Linked DNA regions of Homo sapiens: region 2 is linked to region 1. A link is a contact called in ENCODE Hi-C or POLR2A ChIA-PET data. All regions are on one chromosome and are shown on one strand. Each heading gives the region's core, a stretch centred on a gene start or an enhancer-like site at or near the end of the contact. The rest is flanking DNA. Distances are from core to core; before and after follow the strand shown.

Evidence for each region. A loop is a pair of places that touch in the nucleus more often than their neighbours do. ChIA-PET counts read pairs that join two places held with the same protein, here RNA polymerase II (POLR2A). Pooled maps may share reads with other maps.
Region 2: a map of endothelial cell of umbilical vein shows a loop between it and region 1 (12-fold over the local background). The contact joins two enhancer-like sites. A Hi-C loop is called at or near these places in 2 of 168 maps with a recorded cell type or tissue (A673 and endothelial cell of umbilical vein) and 4 of 50 pooled maps. POLR2A ChIA-PET finds 5 or more read pairs at or near these places in 2 of 52 experiments (A673 and endothelial cell of umbilical vein).

Annotation. Positions count from the first base shown.
Region 1 is chr2:235,857,815-235,863,210 of GRCh38, forward strand. The region is part of intron 9 of AGAP1 (ArfGAP with GTPase domain, ankyrin repeat and PH domain 1); the gene reads left to right. Among named protein-coding and RNA genes, the nearest start is that of GBX2-AS1, 310 kb to the right of the region's middle. Within about 2 kb of position 2,022, at least 5 of the 41 ENCODE cell types and tissues checked have a DNase peak (open chromatin) inside an H3K27ac peak, as active enhancers do; they include endothelial cell of umbilical vein, where a contact is called at or near this core.
Region 2 is chr2:236,177,543-236,183,315 of GRCh38, forward strand. The region is part of intron 1 of GBX2-AS1 (GBX2 and ASB18 antisense RNA 1); the gene reads left to right. Among named protein-coding and RNA genes, the nearest start is that of GBX2, 12 kb to the left of the region's middle. RefSeq lists silencers at 44-338, 544-838 and enhancers at 1,780-2,297, 2,298-2,813. Within about 2 kb of position 2,634, at least 3 of the 41 ENCODE cell types and tissues checked have a DNase peak (open chromatin) inside an H3K27ac peak, as active enhancers do; they include endothelial cell of umbilical vein, where a contact is called at or near this core.

The DNA of each region.
Region 1 (5,396 bases), core at 772-3,271:
GGGTATAAAGAGTTTTCCAGTAAAAGCGCTGGAAGAACCAGAGCCTGCAGAAGCAGGCCTATCGCCCTGTGCCATGTTTTTTGCCACACTGTCTGCCCATGTTGGGAGTGTGAGGCTTATACCCAGGGCTGCTTCCTGGGTGATCTTGGGGGATTTTCATTTTTCTGGTACAGGACTGGAGAGTTTATGAGATACACCATGACGGTACAGCATTTAATTTAGTATCACCACTTCGGGAGAATGTGTATCTTAATTGCTAAAATCTCTAACTTTGTATAAATTCAAATTGAACATAATCCAGACTATATAGCAATCTTTAATGAATTCCATCATCAACATTACCACATAAAGGAAGTTAAGTTGGGCGTATAAAATCGTAATTCAGTAAATTTTTCTTTAGTTAGTAAGCAGATTAGTATTCATTGCTAAGATGCATTTTATCAACGGTTTTGGTAGCGTTAGTTAAAAAATGTAAGAATAATGCTATAGAACATGAACATAACATTTTTAGAGAAGTATATTTATCAAACTTTTTAGTTGCACAGTTTCTAAGGGCTGCTTACTGATTAAAAACATTTTTACTTATAAAAATGTCAGCCTGTTTTATTTAAGATAAGACATTGAGCTTTCAAGTTGGCAAATTGATGGGCAGAACGTATATATCCTGTTTGTACATGTTTGAGTTTAAGATGCAGTAGGTTAGGGGGAAAATGTTTTAAAACCATACAGAATTTAGGAAACAGACCTTTTAACTAATAACTGTTACTGAGAGATGATAAAAAAAAATATGAACTAGTTCACAATGAATTATATTTTGTATGCATGATTGTCTGTGATTATTAATTGATGTGTACTTCCTCTTTGTCAAAAGTTATAATGTATCCGTCTACCATGAAAGGTCCCTAGAACATGAAAGGTGGTTTCTCTACATGCCTGTGAAATTGATGAGCAGGGAGAGGCTTACTCATATTTTAATGCCAGCAGTAACAGTGCTCACACCCAGAGATCAGGGGCATCAAAGTTGGTGGTAGCAAGGAGTATTTGCCACTGTAATTGACAAATAATACCCCTCATAAATACTGCCAGTCTTTTCAATTAGTTTTCATCTAAAATTCTGGCTACAAAATGATGGCCTGTCAACTGACAATGAATGGCAAAAATTAATAAATTGTCTTCTAAATAGAATGGACACTTAAGAAAAATTGGGCAGCCAATTTAGCACAGCATGAAGCAAGGGGAACCCTTTGTACTGGTGCCGGGCACTAATGTTGTCTCGATCTTTATTAATGGTGCTCGGCGGCTGCTGACAGTTTTGTTGCTACTGGCAACTTTCTTCATTAAAATTAAAGCCAGCATCAAATTCCATTAGCCGTACTCTGGGCACCTTGCATTTTTTTTTTAATACATATTGTTTCTTTTGTTAACTCCCTCTCCACCCATAAGAAGTTGTCAGAGAAGTTAAATGGAAGGAATTGTTTGCTAAGGCCAGAGAACCATTCACTGTTGTTGTGGGGAAATGGCCATTACTGGCCCGGTGAGAACCCCCATCCTGAAATCTGCAACTCTCCCCCCACAACCTCCCCCCCCCCCCCCGCCTTTTGTTCCATCCCCTTTCAAAATGGGAGCATATTACCTCTAAAAACGACACACTATTTTGGATCTGCAGCTTTCAGATAGGAACGACTAATTGGTATGAGGCCTTCTAGTTTCTTATTTTTTCTGAGCAGTTTTTTTTTTTTTTAAAGTTCCTGCTTCCCTTTTCTAACTGTATTTCCATAGCTGACTATACCTTAACACAATAGTAACTCAATGCTCAGAGAGACTCGCATTTGTCCGGAAGGCCTTAGAGTTATTTTCCCGAAGGCATTACTTTTATCTGTAGAACAAATTTCAACCTTTGAAGGAAAAAATCGAGCTTTGCTGAATAAGTTCTGAACTATTGTCTGAAAAGCCGTTGCCTGCCCTTCACAGCACTGTGTACAGTTCAAAAGGCTCTGAAATGCCTCCGCCCTGGAGCTGCTCCTCTTTCGCCAGCAAGAGGCAACAAACAGCTCTGATTCTAGGACAACTCAGTTCTTGGCTGTGCGCAGCGCCTTCCACCAGCAAGCAGAGGTTGTATGGCCACTGCGAATGTCTCTTGTAAAGGAACTAGGCTGGGATCACCATCCCCATGGGTTACCTTCCCCTCCCAGCCCAGTCTCATAATTGCTTTCTTCTGTCCTCAGTAATGCTAAGTTTAGGGGCTAAACCTTCATCTCAGTTTGTTTTCTTCTTCTCCTCCTCCTCCTCCTTTTAACTTGTATCTTACACTGAAAGAAACACAAATACTCATTAAAACAGTGAAAAGATAGTTGTCAAGCAACAAAGGAAAGGGCATACCAGAAAACATACACTGAGAAATAAAAAATATAACTTTATCTCTGAGCATCCTAGCACTCAAGGCAAAAAGGAAGATAATAATGCTGAGCTCTGCTGGAAGTCATTACGTAAGTGCGTTCGGTATTTCCTTTAACTGTTCTAACTTGAAACCATAATTATAATTACCTTTTTTTTTTGCCTCAAGGAGATGGCTTATGGATTGAATATGAGGATTACCTTTTTCTAACTGCGCAGCTTTCTAGTCACCACTGTCTCCCCATACCTTCCAGTCTCACATCACAGATACGTATTTTATTAATGGTATCTAGGATAGTGTTAACAGGAGTCTAACAAATCCAGTATTGTCCTTGTGAATCTTATTCTCATTTGTGGAATTTCTCAAAAATACAGCAACTGACTGAGATTCCAAACAGCTCACAATTAAAGACAGTACAATGTTTTGCTTTACAGAGAAGTGGCAGTAGTACAGATTCTGTTTTTTTGTAATAAATGTTTCTGACATTTTAATAGTGAAGTAAATTAATCAAATAATTGCAGGAAGATTCTGCTATTCAGCCGTTCTTTTTTGAGTAATCTTAAATAATTAAAGGAAGAACAACATGCCAAATGATGGTTCAATTAGCATGTATAAAAATAAATATTTACCAAGACTGCATTATTTGCCAAAACGGAGATGTGCAATTATTTAATATTGTTGATGGGGCCCATAAAACAAATAGTACCAAATCTCTCCCTGTGTACGGCCGTCAGCCTCCAAGGGCTGTTCTCCCACTGCAGACACCCCTCCTCTTACCACCACAATATCTGAACCAGGCAAGGAGACAATTGTTACTTGATGACTGAGCCCACTAATATGTTACAGGAAATGGGGCATGAAATGCAATACTTTATATATAGTATGTACTGTGTGAGTCTTCCATTGAAACAAGGCCATTTTTAGCTTGCTGATACAATATTTGCAGTGGTTCATCATTCGATTGTCCTGATTAACAATCAACTTCTATAGGGGACCATTTGAGTAGTTTTTTTAAATGTGATGAATCAGAGGATTTGTTCAACATCACTTCATCCTCTTCTTTAAATGGTAATTGGCACTTGGGAACTTGGGAGTGAAATAAGGTGTGGTCTGTTCTATGTGGTCATTTCCAGAAGTGCCGTTTTGACCACTGCTGTGCCTTTCATCCAGATTTTTGCAACTGGTAAAGGTGTCACAGGCACCATTGAAATCTACTCCCTCATCAGGGAACACACTCTTGTTGATAGCAACAGCATGCAATCTCTGTTACAGCCTCTAAGTTGGAACAGAGAAGGCTTTCGTAGAGGACATTTGGTGGAAATGAAACACATCCAAGCTGTCCCACGTTAACTGTCACCTCTGTCACCCACATGCACTACCTATGTTTAGCAGGGCAGCCTCTGCCTGTGATTTGCAGGGAGCGCATGCTGACAGCTCTCTTCCCTCTCCTTAGTTCCAGGAAGGTCCAGGCAGTTGAACTGACTGCTTGTCTGTAGAAAGACCCACTGTGTCCCTGGGGGACTGGTAGGTACCCTGATTCCTGCTTATCAGGGGATTGATTCTGGGCATGACCCTTCACCTTCTCTGTGCATATCTGTATCTTACCTCCATCTGGTCACTAGTTCCAGTAACTTGGCATTTCCTTAAATGAAACATTAACATCTGTAGAAAAGATCTCTCTGACATGTTAGATGTAACATGAGTTAAAAAGTCCCATTTGGGAGGAAGAGAACCATTGGGGACCCTGCCCCGTGGGGTTCCTGAGTGTCCTGGGCACCTTTGCTTGAGCTCATTCTTTTCGTCAGAGATCAAAACCAGGAGTGCCTCCTTCAGCTTGTACTACCGGATGGCTTAGCACCTGGCGAGTGAGTGTCTCAGAAAGGAAACTGCAGGAGTGCATTAGACCACTCAGGGGCCCTGCTGTCCTGGGTGTTCATCCATGGCTCCATTCATCCATGGCTCCGTGCACGTGCAGCCCGGGACCATGACTCTGATTCGATGCACTTTGTTTTCCAGAAGCACAGTTTGTCTTCTAACTTCTAATCAGTTCGGGATGGTATTCAAATTTCCAAGAAATTAAATTATTTGTAGTAAGGAGTTATTGCCAGTAGCAGTGGTAGCGGTCCTTGTCATCGTCATCAAAGTGGCGGTGGTAGTAATAGCAGTATAAGGAAATATTTGTGCTGCTCGTAATGAAACGTGCACATGGAATGTTTCTGGAGATCAGGGCCAGATGTAGGGTGCATTTTCCATGCCCGTTCTCATCCGTAGCAGAGACTGCGTGGAGTGCTGTGTTGAGAAGGCTTCGGAGGCTCAGGTGTTGCAGATGCCATCTGCCATCACCATGGGGTAGGGCAGTGCAAACTGCAAACTGTCCCAGGTACCTTTTAGCCATTCTTGGTTTAAGTCTTTAAGACTAAAATTGACACATGGCTGTTTGTCTGCATAAACCTTTTTCTTTCTTTAATCAGGAGGAAAGTGAGTAATCCTTTTCATTTCTCCAGTAGAACCTCTAGTCCATGTCTGAATTGCCTTCACAGACCATATGCACCTTTGAACTTCCGTAATAGATGTCAGGATCCTGAGGGCAGCCCTGGGTTGTTCTTTATGCCTCTTCACATCCAGGGTGGTGCTGTCCACTCACCGTGCGTGCATTGAGACTGTTTGGGTTGCTTTGCTCTCTGGTGAGATCTCTGTGTGCATGCTTTTTCTAATCTCCTCTGCTCTGTGTAGGGCAGGGCATATGTATGTAGTTATCATAATGGGATTTGGAGCCCACAGACAATGTGGCTTCCCCTTTACTGCTCACTGGTTATATTACCTTGCCCAATTACTTAACCTCCATGAAACTTTTTACCATTCATGAGATTTGTTAGAATCATTCAGTAATTCATTCATCAAATACTTTTTGAACATTTGATATTTGCCAGGTTATGGGCAAGACGGGAGTGGTCCCTACTGTCCATAAGCTCATGATGTAGCAACTAAGGAGCCAGATGGC
Region 2 (5,773 bases), core at 1,384-3,883, 320 kb after region 1:
GGTTTCGCCATGTTGGCCAGGCTGGTCTCGAACTCCTGACCTCAAGTGATCCACCTGTCTCGGCCTCCCAAAGTGCTGGGATTACAGGCGTGAGGCACCGCGCCCGGCCTCTGGAACATCTAAAAACAGACCAGAGGCCACCCAATGGAACAGGATGCAGTGTGACATTTCACAACATACGACGCCTCTCCTGGGAAGGGAGAGCTCGCGAGCGCCTCTACTGGGTGGGCGCAGCGCCATCCCCATTGCACGAACCGAGACGGAGGTGCGGAGGCCGTGTCTGGCCCTGGAGAGTCCTCCCTCTGTCGTCTGCTCTCAGCACCAAGTCTGGCATCGCCAGGGCGCCAGGCACGGCCTTCCCAGGGAGAAGCCTTTTCTGTCATTTTTGATTATTTTACTTTAAATATGTGTGCAAAACCTTAGCTACATTCTCGTGGGCCAGGGATAGGCAACGCGTGCACCTAGACCTCTTGCTTGCCCCCACACTCCGTCTCCCCAGGGCCACCCCCTCAACCCCCCCATGCCATCAGAGTTTTGAACACCGCTGGAGATGGCGGGGGGGAGGGGGGCGAATTTGGAGGCGGGACCCGAACTGCCGGCCAAGGACCAAGGGCTGGCCTCGCCCTTCGCTCCCACTGGGCACCGTTCTCGCCGCGGGACCTTGCCTTGAGCGCGCCCCCTGCGGGCCGCGGTGGGGATTGGCCCCTTGGAAAGAGGGAAATAGGCTGCGCGCGCCGGGGCGGGAGAGGCGCTGCCTCCAGTCCTCCCGGGTGGGGGTCTCCCCTCCGAGATCCCCGAGGGAACCCGTCCCGTGCACTACCGGATTTCCGGTCTCTGACCAGCTGGGGCTTCATTTCTACGCGTGCTTTTACTGCTCTCCTCCTCCTCCGGCGGTTTTTTTTTTTTTTTTTTTTTTTTGAAAGGAGCAAACATCCCCAGCTTTAATGCGGCCCAATTATCTCGTTTGCACGACTTAAAATGTTTCTCTTTAACTCATTTCAATCTAGTAAATATGCTTCAGCAAGTAGCTAATTTCTCAGGGATGGCTTCGCCTCGCCATTTGCATATAAAGCGCGTCGGGGCCCGGCCCCTTCTCCGAGTGCGCGAGTCCCTTCTTCCGGTGCGCGGGTGGCAGGCAGCCAGGCCTCCTAGTCCAGGGAGGTCGCCTAGGTTTGGCCTAGGGAAGGCGGAGTCTGGGGTCCGCGACAGTGCCTGGGGACCAGGGTGGCAGGGAGGGCAGGGAAACTTGGGCCGGGGAGGGACCAGGACCTTCTGAGCCCCCCAACTCCCCCGCCTCCCCGGCCTCCGCCGTCCCTTATTCCGAGGAGGGGCGCCCGTGGGGTAACACGTTGGCGCGAGGGTCGGGGGCGCATTTATCCTTAAGTGCGTTTATTAAATCGCGTCTGGAGATGGATGGACGTGGATACAGGAGAGGAAATCTCAGGGCTCAGTCGAGCAATCTCCTGGCTTTAAATTCCGAATAAAAGTCTCAAATATTCCCGGGTCATGGGGGCACTGTCTCATTAAAACCACTCTCGTCCTGAAACTGCAATGCAGACATTAAAGTGCAGTATTTTTCAATTAGAGCTGACGAATTCAATCAAAATTCCATAGATTAGGATGAAATGAGGCATGGGTCATTTACAGGGGAATTTAATTGCCGAGCCATTAGACAAATAGTATATTTGCCATTCCCGCGTTATCCATCATTTTCGACATCAATACCGGGGCCGCATCTCCCCGTCCCGCGGCCGCCCGGCGTCGGCTGTAAACACTCCCTTCCCTGTATCTTCTGATTATATCTGATTTCATTTAGGGCCATGGGGGATTATAAATGTTCACGCAATCAAGTTCATTAGGACTTCAAATCGCATTTCTGATTGGGATCGCTCTGCCGCCGTCCTCCCAGCGCCTTTCAAACCCCAGCGCTTGGCTTTCAAAACATCTTTTTGAATTTAAAGCCTCACATCCTTTTGTCTTCCGACGCCCCCTCCCGCCCCACCCCTCCCGGCGGCTGCAAGCTCTTCGGGCCTCCTTCCCGGGGCAACAGCCCTGAACCCCTCTTGCTGCCAGCGGGTCTGGGGAGGGTGGGGCTGGGCTCCGCAGGCTGTCGGAACCCCCTCCCACGCCGCGCAGCCGCGGGGCGCTCGTGTCCCTGAAGCCTGAGCTGGGCGTGGAGGACAGGCCCCGCGTGTTCGCGGATCGCGAGTGGGGGCCAGCCCCGCACCTCCCGTCCCGGCCGGGCGCTGCGGGTAGGGGGAGCGGAGCGGAGGGGGCGCCTCCCACCTTTGAATCTCCTGGCTGAGGGCCTCTGGGCAGCGATTACACCCACCCTTGGGGACTGGTGCTGGGGACCCCTTCCTGGGCTGGTCCCTTTCACTCCAAAGCCCCAGGTGAAGGCGGTAGCCGGTGGAGCAACGCGCTCTTCCTATCAGCAAACCCAAGAAACAAAGGGGGAGGCTCTTCTGGGGAGAGCGCGACAAGAAAGGCTCAAGACATCCCTTCCAGCACAGCTGAAAAATAATAGCTTAATATTAACTGCTTCTCATAAAAATATACTTTCACAGAGACACAGTTACAAGAAGCAAACCCTCATTTTATCCCGTACTTTGTGCTCATGGCTGTTAGCTGCCTCAGTAATTTAATTGGAATGGAACGTGAGAAATGTGTCATTTTTGAAGAATTTATGCATCACTTCCTAGAAATCTCATTGTGTTAACTAGGAGCCTACTGCGTTCTGTTTAGAACCCATAATCACATTTTTATGTGTCTGTATTACGAGTTAATGTGACCTCCTGTCTTTAGCAGATAAAAAAAATGTTCTCTTGCGATAACATCTGTATCAAACTCTGGCTTACATCAAATACGCCACAACCCTGGTTTTCCAAGGTTCTCCAAACTTACGAACTTTCTTAAGAGCAGGGAAAATAAATGTGAATGGAAAAAGCGTCTACCAAATGAATAATTACCCGCTAAATTAAAACCCTGTGTTAAACATAGTTGACAGCAAATACTGCATTCTCAATCATGTTTTTTGCTTACAAATTGCATTACAAAGAAATCCACCGTTTTTATCGGAGTGATTAAGCAAAGAATGTTAGGACTGCAGAAATACCATTCTGGAAAATTAGATGAAGGCTGAAAACCCAGCTAGTTACATTGCAATAGTAAATGTATAATTTTGTTAAAGAACACGTTTAACACACAAATGAGGATTGGGATGTTATTATGGTATCATAAAAAATTCAACTGAAAATTATATTTATTTATAAACACATTAACTATAAACTGCACATATTTAATACAAAGGAAGCAGGCAATTCCATAATCAATATTTTAATTATTGAATTTTTTATTATGGCAGCACGATTCTATATGATAGTTTACGAATCTGTAGTTTTCGTAGGCTCCCCTCCCCTTTATCATGTGAGCTAAGATCTTCCTGTTTTCCTCCTTTTTAAATTCTGGGGAGAGTAGGTTGGTGGGAGAGGGTAAGACCGTTTGCTTATGGCGCCACCTGCAGGCCTCTCTGAAAATGAATTTCAATACCTATTCAATCTTCCGCAGGGTTCTAGATTCCTCAGGCTTATTTTAGCAATTTAGTGAAATTAATTTTTGTTTTAACAGAGAAAGATGTTAACAATTTCAACGCAAATCCCGGAGTTTGAAAAGGATTTTGATGTTCTCAAACTACACTTAAATCCTAGAAATGAGATGCAGTATTGACCATAATTGAAATACAGGGGTTTCTGCATATCCCATCTGGACATAACAAATTTGACTAAGCAGTAATTTATCCTTAAAATAATGGAATAAAAGATACAACATTCCTGATTTATCCCTTGGCCCTTGGGCAGCCCTTAAAAGATGAAAAGCACTTGGCAAGCTAATAGCACCCGAAATTGTAGTGATTGAGCAGCTTCTTAGGTGCCTGGCGTGGACAGGAGGTGGGGGCACTGGAGTGGACCAGCTCATTCCGCAAGCCTGTATTTTACACCATTTCTGCAGAAGGTTAAGTGTTCTTTGCAAAAGTTCAACAGCCTGCCCCATCAGTGTGTGTCCAAAGGGTCATTTCAGAGATTGGAAATTTGACAATTATATACAGTTAACTGGGATCAGCAAATGCTCCATAGACTTAAAGAGTCAGTGGCTTTGATTTTCTTTAAACCATACTGAGTCGATGATTATCAAGTAACTTAAATCAACGTAAATATACTAAAAAGGCAGGCCTAATGCTGGGTTCAGAGTTTTAAACATAACACGTCACACAGTACTGGGTCTGTGTACTAATTGCCTGTGGACTGTGGATTGTGTCTGATGGTCCAACCATGAATGTTTCGTCCTGTCCTGGACATGGTTGGTGCGGACAGAGGCCAGCCTCCCCAGGACCAATATTAGTGGAGAGCTTCATTTGTGTATTTTATTTTTTTGAGATGGGGTCTCACTCTGCCACCCAGGCTGGAGTATAGTAGCACGATCTCAGCTCACTGCAACCTCTGCCTCCCAGGGTCAAGCGATCCTCTCATCTCAGCCTCCTGAGTAGTTGGGACCACAGGCATGTGCCACCACACCTGGCTAATTTTTTGTATTTTTGGCAGAGATAGGGTTGCCCGGGCTGGTCTTGATCTCCTGAACTCCAGCAATCCACCTTCCTAGGCCTCCCAAAGTGCAGAGGTTACAGGTGTGAGCCACTGTGCCCAGCCACTTCTTTTTTAATTCTCTGTCGTCAAATGACAAGTAATAATCAAAGACATTCAATAAAAGTTGGAGGCAAAATATTCCTCTGTTGTCTTTTTTTTTTTTTCTTTGACACAGGGTCTCACTCTGTCATCCAGGCTGGAGTGCAGTGGTACAATCATAGCTCACTGGAGCCCTGACCTTCCAGGCTTAAGTGATCCTCCTGCTTCAGCCTCCTGAGTAGCTGAGACCACAGGCGCATGCCACAATGCCCGGTGAATTTTCAAATTTTTGGTAGAGATAAGGTGTCACTGTGTTGCCCAGGCTGGTCTTGAACTCCTGGGCTCAAATGATCCTCCTGCCTCCCAAAAGGCGGGGATTACGGGCATGAACCCCTGTGCCCGGCCCTCTGCTATCTTTTTTTTTTTTTTTTAAAGTAGAAACAGCCAGTAAACGCATCCTTTACTCTTTTGTTACTTTCTGAATTTTGAGCTGTGTGAATGTGTCATTAAAAACTAAATTTGAAATTAAAGGAAATAATTTAGGCCTTGTAGAATTGAGTTTAGGTAATACACTCAGTGAGAAAAAGAATGATGTTCAGTGTGAACTGTGTAAGAAAGGAAAACGTTTTTAGACCCTTTAATAAAACAAACAAACCAACCAACAAACAAACCAGAATATATTTTGTTCACTGGAAAAGAAGTAAGCCAAGATAATTCTAGTCTTAAAGTAGAATGCCTCTTTAGATGTTTATCAACTAGCTTACCTCCCTCTCTCCTTCTTTCCCTCCCTGCTTCTCTAATTGCCTCCTTTCCTTTTCTTGGTTTTGTCTCCCTCCTCCTTGTCTTCCTCCTTCTCCATCTCCTCTTCTTCCTCCTTCTCTATCTCCTCTTTCTTTTTGTTCTCTTTCTCTCTCTTTTTTTTTTAGACAAGGTCTCACTTTGTTACCCAGGCTGGAGTGCAGTGGTGCCATCTTGACTCACTGCAAACTCCACCTCCCAGGCTCAGGTGATCCTCCCATCTTAGCCTCCCGAGTAGCTGGGACTATGGGTGCATGCCCCCACACCTGGCTAATTTTTTGTATTTTTGGTAAAGA